Regions from separate parts of the Homo sapiens genome. Here region 2 is linked to region 1. A link is a loop called in an ENCODE intact Hi-C map of the cell type or tissue named here. Cell type or tissue: K562. All regions are shown on one strand. Each heading gives the region's core, and the rest is flanking DNA. Links, peaks and the distances in the headings are about the cores only. Region 1 overlaps TMCC1 (transmembrane and coiled-coil domain family 1). Region 2 has its middle 34 kb from the start of TMCC1-DT.

Region 1 (5,383 bases), core at 175-5,174:
TGTCTGGACAACCATCTCCCATCTATCCTTTCTTTGCCAAGTTAACATCTACTCCTCCTTCAGATCATAGCACAAGTATCATTTCTTGAGGATGCCTTCTCTAATCTGGTCAAATCTCACTAATGTAAGTGTTACCCAATACCTACTCTTATGCCACTGTCACAGGTGCAATTTAAACACTTAATTTGACATTTCTGTCTTCTCCACCAGACCCTAAGTTCCATGGGGGAAGGGTATCACATCAGTTTTTGCCCCACATAATATCCTGTTGCCTAGGTGGCCCAATAAAAATGTGTTGCATGAATGAACAAATGCATGAACCATGCTCAAAAATCATGAGATATGGTCCAGACTGCCTAAGTCAAAGTTCAGTTGCCAGCAATCACAAAACATTCACCACTAGGTCAAACTCCTATCACCATGATCTTCACTATACTAAATTTTCTTTGGCAAGGTCCTTTTAGCTAAGATAATGAAGTTTACTTATGACAGGCCTTCTTCTGGTGGCTTCCTATTTACATGAAGAAACCATCAAAAACTCAAACTCCATTGAATAAAATAAAGCAATCTAAGAATGTCTGATTGTAGCTTTCATAACAAAACTATAAATTAGTTTTTTGAGTTTTTCTTAACACCTCATTGAGTTTTTCTTAATACCTCGTTTTCTTAATACTTCATGTCAAGTCCCAAAGCAAAGACAAATCATTCCTTGTTTGTCTTGAAATCTGAACCTCTTACTCAACTTATCCCAAGATAAACCACTGAAAATAAAACTCTACCAAAAAATAACATTTAAAGAAGTTAAAGTCTCTAGACACTTAAAAAATCAAAAGAAAAAAAAAACTCAGCAGAAAAAGGAGAAGAAATGAGGGCAATGTTTGGATGAAAAACTCTCTTTGACCACACAAAACAAGAAACACATCTTCCCCATGAATTCTGGCAAGGTCAACTCTCAGCCTCATTCACAAAATTCTTGGATAGCTTCCTTGGCCTAAAAACAACAACAACAACAAAAACCCCACATGACTTCACAGTGACTATTCTAAAGCCTGAGTATGGATATGGTTGCCTAGGAATATTGCCCATTTCGATGGTAAGCAAACAGTTCTCAGTGATGTTTCAAAAATTTTTCTTAAGTCATAAAAATAGTAGATATTATAATTCATTTTTAAAAAGGTAAATGAATGGAAAATGTAAGATCCTGTTTTAAACAGAAGCTGCAGTATCAGAAATTAGAGATTTAGGAAAAGACAAACATTTCTAGAGAAGTAATGAGAGTTAAAGAAAACACTGGTCCTTCAGATTCCAAAATGGCCAAATGACTCAGCAAGAAAGTTTAGTAATACTATACCAATGTCAATTTCCTGGTTTCGATATTATACTACAGTTACATAAGATGCCACCACTGGGGGAAGCTAGGGGAAGGATTCAAGGGACTCTATGCTATTTTTGCAACTTTCCGTGAATCTACAATCATTTCAAAATAAAGTTTTAAAAAAATATTAGTGGGGAATATTCAGGATAATACAACTGTAATTTTAAGTAGCGTGTGGCACTTTCCCAAGCACTGAGTCATTCTAGTGAATTTCTGAACCTGAATGGATCGTGAGAACTCCTGGATAGGTAGCCAGTGGTCAGGAGCACAGGTAGCGAAGGGACCTCCAAATTTGTGGCTGGTGTCTTAAGTGAGGATAGTCTTCTGGGGACTGTGACCTTAACCTATGAAGTCTATGTTAACTCCCAGTAGTGTCAGAATTCCATTGCAACAACTTCTAGGTAATCTACTATCAGTATTTCTTTTTTCAAAAACACTGCTCTAGGATCTACAATTCAGGTTTTCTAAGTCCCAAATTCAAAACTATGAATCAACGAATAATGCATTAAATGTCAAACAGTATTTCAAACATGTATGAGCAACGAAAAACAACAGCTAAGAAAGTTAAGAATTGGTTCTCAAAATAAAACAATGTTATACAACGTCATGAATTTCTCCAATAAAGATTAAGTGGCCTTGGGCTTTCAAGTTTTAACTCTGGTCCAATCTCCAGTGAAATTATCTAACTTTCCTCCTCAACTAGCTGATTCACTAAATTAGCAAAACATGTAGATGAGGTACTTCTGTCTCTAAGTCAAGAAATTCTTTTAGGGAGTCTAAAAAGAAGAGTAAATATGTTGTGCCTAACCCCTATTAACCTCAATAGGGATGGCACCAGGTTCAAGAGGCCAAAGAAGAGACCCAGAACCAGCAAACGAGACATGGGATTTTTTTTTTTGAGACGTAATCTTGCTCCCTCACCCACACTGGGGTGTAATGGCATGATCTCAGCTCACTGCAACCTCTGCCTCCCAGGTTCAGGCAATCCCCCTGCCTCACCCTCCCAAGTAGCTGGGACTACAGGCATACACCACCAAACCCGGTTAATTTTTTTTGTATTTTTAGTAGAGGGGGGATTTCACTATGTTGGTCGGGCTGGTCTCGAACTCCTGACCTCAAGTGATCCACCCACCTCAGCCTCCCAAAATGCTGGGATTACAGGCATGAGCCACCACGCCCAGACAAAACATGGGATTTTATTAGGGGCTTACCTACAGGGAAGAGAGTCCAGTAGCGGTGGGGTGGACAGAAGAACCTCCTTACATACAGCCCAGTGGCAGCAGACTGGACAAGACATCCACCTTAACTACAGTCCAGTGATGGCAGGCTGGACAACATATCTATACTGCCCAGTGGCAACGGACTGCCTAATTGTGAACAAAACATACAGGAAGCAGAAAGAATCAATAATTAAAGAGAAAAGCTACTATGAAACTACTGTTCTTCATAGATTTAGATACCTCTTTTTATATACCACCTTGTATTTGTATAGTACTTTGTAATGTCCAAGTACTTTTTTTTTAATATTTTTTTTTCTTTTTGAGACGGAGTCTCGCTCTGTCACACAGGCTGGAGTGCAGTGGTGCGATCTCAGCTCACTGCAAGCTCCGCCTCCCGGGTTCACACCATTCTCCTGCCTCAGCCTCCTGAGTAGCTGGGACTACAGGCACCCGCCACTAAGCCTGGCTAATTTTTTGTATTTTTTTAGTAGAGACAGGGTTTCACCTTGTTAGCCAGGATGGTCTCGATCTCCTGATGTCATGAGCCGCCCGCCTCAGCCTCCCAAAGTGCTGGGATTACAGGCGTGAGCCACTGCGCCCAGCCATGTCCAAGTAACTGTTAACACATTATCTCAATTGATCCTCACAATAATCCTGTGAGGTACTTGATGTTATTTCACATTTTACAGATGAGAAAAATGACCCTAAATGGCATGCTGAAGGTCACACAGCCAGCAGGCAGAAAAGCTGGAACTTACACTCTTGACTACTCTACCACAGGTGTCCCTCTAAACAAAGGGAAGTTTTACAATGCTAACACAACTTTCTGAACACCATCCTTTTCACATTTTACAGATAAGAAAAATGAGCCTAAATGGCATGCTCAAGGTCACACAGCCAGCAGGCAGAAAAACTGGAACTTACACTCTTGACTATTCTACCACATGTGTCCCTCTAAATGAAGGGAAGTTTTACAATGCTAACACAACTTTCTGAACACCATCCTCCATATCGCAGCACACTACTAAACAGCTTCAAGACACACGAAAAAATTAGAATCAGTCACAGAATTACAGGAACCTTAAGGATCATTTCTACTATAATTTCCCATTTTACATTTTTGGTTTTTTTTGAGACAGTGTCACTCTGTCACTCAGGCTGGAGTGCACTGGCACAATCTCAGCTCACTGCAACCTCTGCCTCCTGGACTCTAGTCATCCTCCCACCTCAGCCTCCTGAGTAGCTAGAACCACAGGTGCATGCCACCACGTCCAGCTAATTTTTTGTATTTTTGGTAGAGACAGGGTTTTGTCAGGTTGCCCAGGCTGGTCTCAAGCTCGTGAGCTCAAGCAATCCACCCACCTCAGCCTCCCAAAGTGCTGGAATTACAGGCATGAGCCACCACACATGGCCATTATTTTTTCTTATAAAATGTTTTCTATACTCAGGATCAAAAAAAATTTTTTTCAGGGTCCTCACATTTAACATCTGCAAGCATGTAGGAAGATCAAGAAGCTGAGAAAATAAAAGGATTAAAACATACAAAACCTGAATATGTTTTGCCTGACTTCCCCTTGGTCCCCAACATATTTGTTGGAAAAAACACTTTCTTATTCATAGGCATAGGTCAAATTTAAGATTTCTTCTGATAGCTTTAATAACTTTTCATTTTAAATAAGTGATTACCTTAGATTATCTACAAAACGTGTTTTCTGTTATTGCTTCTCAAACTGTTGAAGCAATTAATATAAACATAGTATATGGTAAACTAATAGAAAAATAACATGAAGGAACAAAAAGAATCTTGTAGGCCATAGCTAAAAATTTTCAAGATTTTGACTGCTCATAGTATAATTTCCTTCATTTTGACATAAACATTGCAAAATTCTCAATCTAGTCCAATAACCACATGTAAATCTTACTCAAGGAGAAAAAGGTGGTATCTCAAAGTCACATTCCTTTTCACTATAGAAACATTTTTTAAATATGTACAGGTTTTTATTGCTTAAACTTATTTAAGCACGTAAGTCACTATGAAGCAAATATAGAAACAAATGATTTAAGTATGAGATAAACCATAAAAAATGAATTCAGGCTGGGTGTGATAGCTCACGCGTTATCCCAGCACTTTGTTTTGGGAGGCTGAGGCAGGAGGATCACTTGAGGCCAGGAGTTTGAGAACAGCCTGGGCAACATAGCAAGACCCCATCTCTATGAAGAATACAACAATTAGGTGGGCATGGTGGCATGACCCTATAGTCCCAGGTACTTGGGAGGCTGAGGTGGGAGGATTGCTTGAGCCTGGCAAGCCGAGGCTGCAGTGAGCCATGATCTCACCACTGCACTCCAGCCTCAGCAACAGAGAGAAACCCTGTCTCAAAACACACACACATACACACACACACACACACACACACACACACACACATACACACGTATATACATGAATTCATGGTCTAGGAAATTTACCTTTTGACTTTTTTGTTCTAATTTGATACTGCTTCCCTTCTGTTCTCTGCCTAAAAAATAAACATATCTAGGACTCTGCTCAATTTAATTTTTCCCTCTTCATAGTGCCTGACATGGTGCTCAATAAATATATGTTTAAACTTAAAAATTTCCCACTAATCACTAGCATACCATAATCCAGCCTCCATGACTAGGAAGCTACATGGCAACTTATCTCACTACATCAGATAATTTTTGATCTATCAATCGCCAATGATAACTGAAAAAACCTGTTTTGGGCACCAAAGCAAGGGTTTCAGGACATAAAGCAAAGAAGAAA
Region 2 (5,383 bases), core at 82-5,081, 70 kb after region 1:
AGCTGGGACTACAGGCGTCCACCACCACGCCCAGATAATTTTTGTATCTTTAGTAGAGATGGGGTTTCACCATGTTGGCCAGGCTGGTCTCAAACCTCTGACCTCAAATGATCTGCCGGCCTTGGCCTCCCAAAGTGCTGCGATTACAGGCATGAGCCACCACGCCTGGACAGTGTGGGTGTTTTTTGAATGGGATTAACATTTAAATCAGCAGACTTTGAGTGAAGCACATTGCCCACCACGATGTGAGTGAGCCTCACCAAATCAGTTGAAGGCTTGAGTGGCCTTAAAAGACCAGCCTATGCAACCCCTTCTCTAACAAGAGAGAATTCTCCAGCAGGTGGCCTTCAGACTTCACCTGCAACATTGGCTCCTTCTGGTTCTACAGAAGATGGCCTTTGGACTGGAAGGACACCATCAGCTCTCCTAGGTCTCCAGCCACCATAATTGCATGAACAAGTTTCTCACAATAAACCTCTTCCTCTAAATATTCATATCCTATTGATTCTGCTTCTCTAGAGAACCCTAATTCACTAGGTTTTTTTTTTAAGTTTTATATTCATTTTAGGTTTTTAAATATAGTCTTAGAATGTCCAGTCTGGGAACAGCCAAATTTCCAACTTAAAGTTTACTAGAGTACGGGTGGATCTCTTTTTCTCTGTCTCCATCATAAAGTCTCCCCTGCCCTCAATCTTTCTAAGGTAGTTTCTAACCCCTGGCATGGGGCGGGGAGGGGGCAAGGGAGGGAGGAGCTCTCAGCGAGCTGGAGATTTTTTACTTGAGTGATATGGGTCCAGGGTGGTTTTGTGCTGACCTATGTGTCAAGGTGATCCATCTTATAATCTCCCCGGCTGCTTTCATGGATTCTGGAGACATCCCCACTCCCAGCTGAGAGCCTCTCATCCTGCCTTTTGCTGTGGGGGACACACTCACCTCCCGCTGGTGGCTCTCTTCTCGGCTCCTATTTTTTCCCTTCCCACCGAGTTGGCATGAACATTGCTCCAGATCGTCCCCTGGGGCATGATCAGGCCAGCTCCTGCAGGGGCCCACATCTGATCTACAGAAAATCTTCACATGTTCTAGCTCTGATCACCTTGGAGATCATTAGGGGACTGAAGCTGCCTGCTCAACCGCCTCTCCGAGGCTCCTTTTTCTCCTGTCTTTCAGTTTGCTGAGGTGGGAGTCAGAGACAGGCCCAGCTCCTCCATCCTGCAAGGAGCCCAGATGCAGCTTTCCAATGGTCCTGCTTCAGTGCCCTCAACTGGCTCAGGTAGAGGCATCCTCAGCTCTGCCCCTCGGTGGGGTAGGGCTGGGGTGGGGAGATTGAAAGACCCGCTCTCCAAAGTCCTCCTCACTAATTCCTCTGATCTCCAACAACTAGATCATTATATAACCTCAATGCAGGTGAGATGTTTTAGGGTCTTACAAATGGCTTTTGTTGGCCAGGTGCGGTGGCTCACACCTGTAATCCCAGCACTTTGGGAAGCCAAGGCGGGCGGATCACGAGGTCAGGAGTTTAAGACCAACATGGTGAATCCCCATCTCTATTAAAAATACAAAAAAAAGAAAAAAAATTAGCCAGACGTGGTGGCACGCGCCTGTAATCTCAGCTACTTAGGAGGCTGAGGCAGGAGAATCACTTGAACCTGGAAGGCAGAGGTTGCAGTAAGCCGAGATCGCGCCATTGCACCCCAGCCTGGGTGACAGGGCGAGAGTCCGTCTAAAAATAAAACGACTGTTGTTTATTTCCTTTGAACATTTGCATCTTGGTCTGGGTGTCTTATCTATTTCACCTTGGTGACTTAGTAGTTCCAGTGTAACACCCTGTTATAAACACCAGCACATACACACACACATTTACGTGTGCAAAAAAATGGGGAACAGTTTGTGCCACTGAATTTGGCGGGGGGCTCTGTGTGTGTCTGGACAGGGAGCAGACTGGAGAGGTGGCTTGCGGGTAGAAGCTGCGGGCTCTGGACTCTCTTCTTTTGGTGCCCTCCTTTTCCCCACTCCCCCGAGCTCCCAGGCTGCTTTGCATAATGAAGAAAGAATTGGGAGGGCAATGGTAGGGGAGGGAGAACAGAAGTAAGGAGGGGAGTGCAGCATAGAAGATGGTGAAAGATGGCCTGACACTTTCAAACTATTTCCCTACCCTCGAATCCTGTTAAAATTCAACCAGGGGCCAGCTCCTCCCCTGCAGCAGATGCTGAGTCACACTATCTCATCCCTTCTGTGGGATGGGGGTTCTGCAAAGGGAGCGGACAGCTGGGTTTGTCTTGGCCACCACCGGACTCCTTCGGAGTGGGTGACTGATAGAGCTCAGATGACTGACCAGGGAGCCAGGGCTGTGATCAGGCTCTTGGGTTGGCTGGAATGACCAACCTAAATAGCCAGCACACCCCGAAGATGTCCTCCTGCCACCCACAGGGCCAATGTCCTTGCTTGCTCATTTAATGAGGGACCTGTCCTCCTTGTTTGTCTCTCTCCCCCAGCTCAAGAGTGAGACACCTGGACAGCTTGCCCTGAGGAAAACTTCAGAAAGAACTGAAGGGACACTGGTGTCTGGTATGGAAAAAGGATACCTCTGGGTAAAAGGAAGACTCTGGGTAGCTCTGGTGACCCAGCCTTGGATTCCAGCTCCCGTGGGGGAACACTTTCTCATGGTTAGGTCCCTCGAGGGAGAGATGGCCCTGGAGATGTGCGAGCAGGAGCTAGGAGATGGCCCGCCAGGACACGACAGAGGAGACTCGCAGGATGGGTGGGAAGCTCACCTAGATTAGAGTCTTCTGATGCACCTCCAGAGCCTGGTGGACTATACAGATCTGATTTGGCATTTGTGGAAAATTCAGATTCCTAGGCCAAACCTCTAGTCTTCTATTTGCTATGAGGTTAAGGTGAGACTGGGATCTGTAGTTGTAACAAGCTTCCGGGTGATGCTGGTGCAGAGTTCTAGATTGATGTCTCTGGGGGTGCAGGTTTGAGTGCCAGAGAGAAAAGAAATGTGCTTTATGCCTCATTGTGCCACTCTGGTAACTACGGCAGGACTCCACACATAGTAGGTATTCAAAGAATGCTTGTGGAAGGAAGGAAGGGAGAGAAGGAAGAATGGAGGAAGAAGAAGAAAAAAAAAGAGAGAAGAAAGGAAAAGAGGGAGGAAGGGAAGGAAGAAGTCAGGAGGGAGGAAGGGAGACCTTTGTCATTAAAACAAGAATCAGTACATTTAAGAACCGCTTCCCCTGGTGACCAAGAGTCCAAATTCTCATTTGACCAGCTTTGAATTACATAAGGAAGGAAGACCTAGTCCTTTGCTTAAAAATGTGCCCTCAGTGGTGGTTGCAAACTCAAATGTCTTCAGGGGATGGCAAATAATAGAAATGTGATAGGTATAGCGTTGCCAGGTATTGCAAATTAAAACACAGGATGCTCTTTTAAATTCAAATTTCAGATAAACAACGAATAAATTTCTAGTATAATTAGGTTACAAATACTATGTGAGACATACTTACACTGAAAATATTATTTGTTGTTTATTAAAAATTTAAATGTAATTGGGTGTCTTGTATTTATCTGACAATCCTAGCTAGGGGGTTGAGTAAAAATAAAGAAACTTGTGCCCATCCGCCACCCCCACCAAGACTTTGCTTCATGCATTTTGAGTTCTGTTGTTAGGTGCATAATATGTTAATAATTATTGTGTCTTCTTGCTGGACTGAAACTTTAATCATCATAAAATGTCCTTGTCTGTAGCAACAATTTTTGTCTTAGCCTATTTTGTCTGATATCGTATATAGCCACTCTAGCTGTATTTTAATTACTGTTTGCATAGTATATTTTTTTCATTCTTTTACTTTCAATCTATTTGAATATTTGAATCTGAAGTGTATCTCTTGTAAACAGTATATAACTGGATTAAAATCCATCTGCCTGCCGGGTGTGGTGGCTCATGCCTGTAATCCCAGCACTTTGGGAGGCTGAGGTGGGCAGATCGCTTGAGCCCAGGAGTTAGAGACCAGCCTGGGCAACATGGTGAAACCCTCATCTCTAAAAAAAAAATTATATATGAAAATTAGTGAGGCATGGTGGCACATGCCTGTAGTCCCAGCTACCTAGGAGGCTGAGGTGGGAGGATCATCTGAGCTCAGAAGTTTGAGGTTGCAGTGAGCTGTGATCACACCACTGCACTCCAGCCTGGGCAACAGAGTGAAATCCTGTCACAAAAAGAAAGAAAGAAAAAGAGAGAGATAGTTTTCCTAGAGACAGAATTTTTGATTGAGTCTTTCTTTCAGTTTCAAGTGATCCTCCTGCCTCAGCCTCCTAAACAGCTAAGACTACAGGTGTGTGCCACCATGCCTGGCTAATATTTCACTTTTTTTGTAGAGACATCATCTTGCTTTGTTGCCCAGGCTTGTCTTGAATCCCTGGCTTCAGGTGATCCTCTTGTCTCAGCCTCCTAAGGTGCTGGGATTATAGGTGTGAGGCACTGCACCAAGCCTTGGTGAGTCTTTCAGCACCTTGAACATGCCATCCCTTTGCCTTCTTGTCTCCACGGTTTCTGATGAGAAATCAGCTGTTAAGCTTATTGAGGATCCCTTGTATATGATGAGTCTTTTTCTGTCTTGCTACTTCCTACATTCATTGCCTTTGGCTTTCAATAGTTTCATTATGATGTGTCTAGGAGTGGATCTTTTGAATGTATCCTACTTGAGGACCTGTTGAGCTTCTTGATTTTGTAGATTACTGTTTTGAAAAGAAATCAAATTTAGGAAGTCTTTGGCCATCATGTCTCAAATATTCCTTCTGCCTTTTTCTCACTATCCTCTCATTTCCTCCTGAGGCCTCTATTATATGTATTTTAGTGTACTTTACGGTATCCCACAGTTATCTGAGGCTCTGTTCATTTTTTTTTCTTTCTGTTGCTCAGGCTAGATCACTGCAAATGACCAGTCTTCACATTAGCTGATTCTTTCTTCTGCCAGCTTAAATCTGCTGCTGAACCCTCCAGTGAATTGTTAACTTGTTATATATTTTTCAATTTTAAAGTTTCTATTTGTTTTTTTTCGTTTTGTTTTGTTTTGTTTTGTTTGACAGTCTTGCTCTTGTTGCCCAGGCTGGAGTGCAGTGGCATGATCTCGGGTCACTGCAATCTCCACCTCCTGGGTTCAAGCGATTCTCCTGCCTCAGCCTCCCAAGCAGCTGGGATTACAGGTACACGCCACGACACCCAGCTAAATTTTTTTTTTGTATTTTTAGTAGAGAAGGGGTTTCACCATGTTGGCCAGGATGGTCTCGATCTCCTGACCTCGTGATCTGCCCGCCTTGGCTTCCCAAAGTGCTGGGATTAGAGGCATGAGCCACCATGCCTGGCCTCTATTTGGTTCTTTAC

Evidence for each region. Hi-C counts contacts between places; a loop is a spot of excess contacts. Peaks named below come from ENCODE experiments on the same cell type or tissue, not always from the same donor. Only the 100,000 strongest peaks of a DNase experiment are listed, where the experiment ranks them.
Region 2: a loop joins it to region 1, with 7 times the contacts of the local background. A loop is called at or near these places in 3 of 110 quality-filtered maps.

Annotation. Positions count from the first base shown.
Region 1 is chr3:129,854,664-129,860,046 of GRCh38, forward strand. The region is part of intron 2 of TMCC1 (transmembrane and coiled-coil domain family 1); the gene reads right to left. Among named protein-coding and RNA genes, the nearest start is that of TMCC1, 36 kb to the right of the region's middle. In K562, for the core only: no CTCF peak of the experiment used is centred there; no DNase peak of the experiment used is centred there.
Region 2 is chr3:129,925,020-129,930,402 of GRCh38, forward strand. No RefSeq gene overlaps it. Among named protein-coding and RNA genes, the nearest start is that of TMCC1-DT, 34 kb to the left of the region's middle. In K562, for the core only: no CTCF peak of the experiment used is centred there; a DNase peak (open chromatin) is centred at 2,222.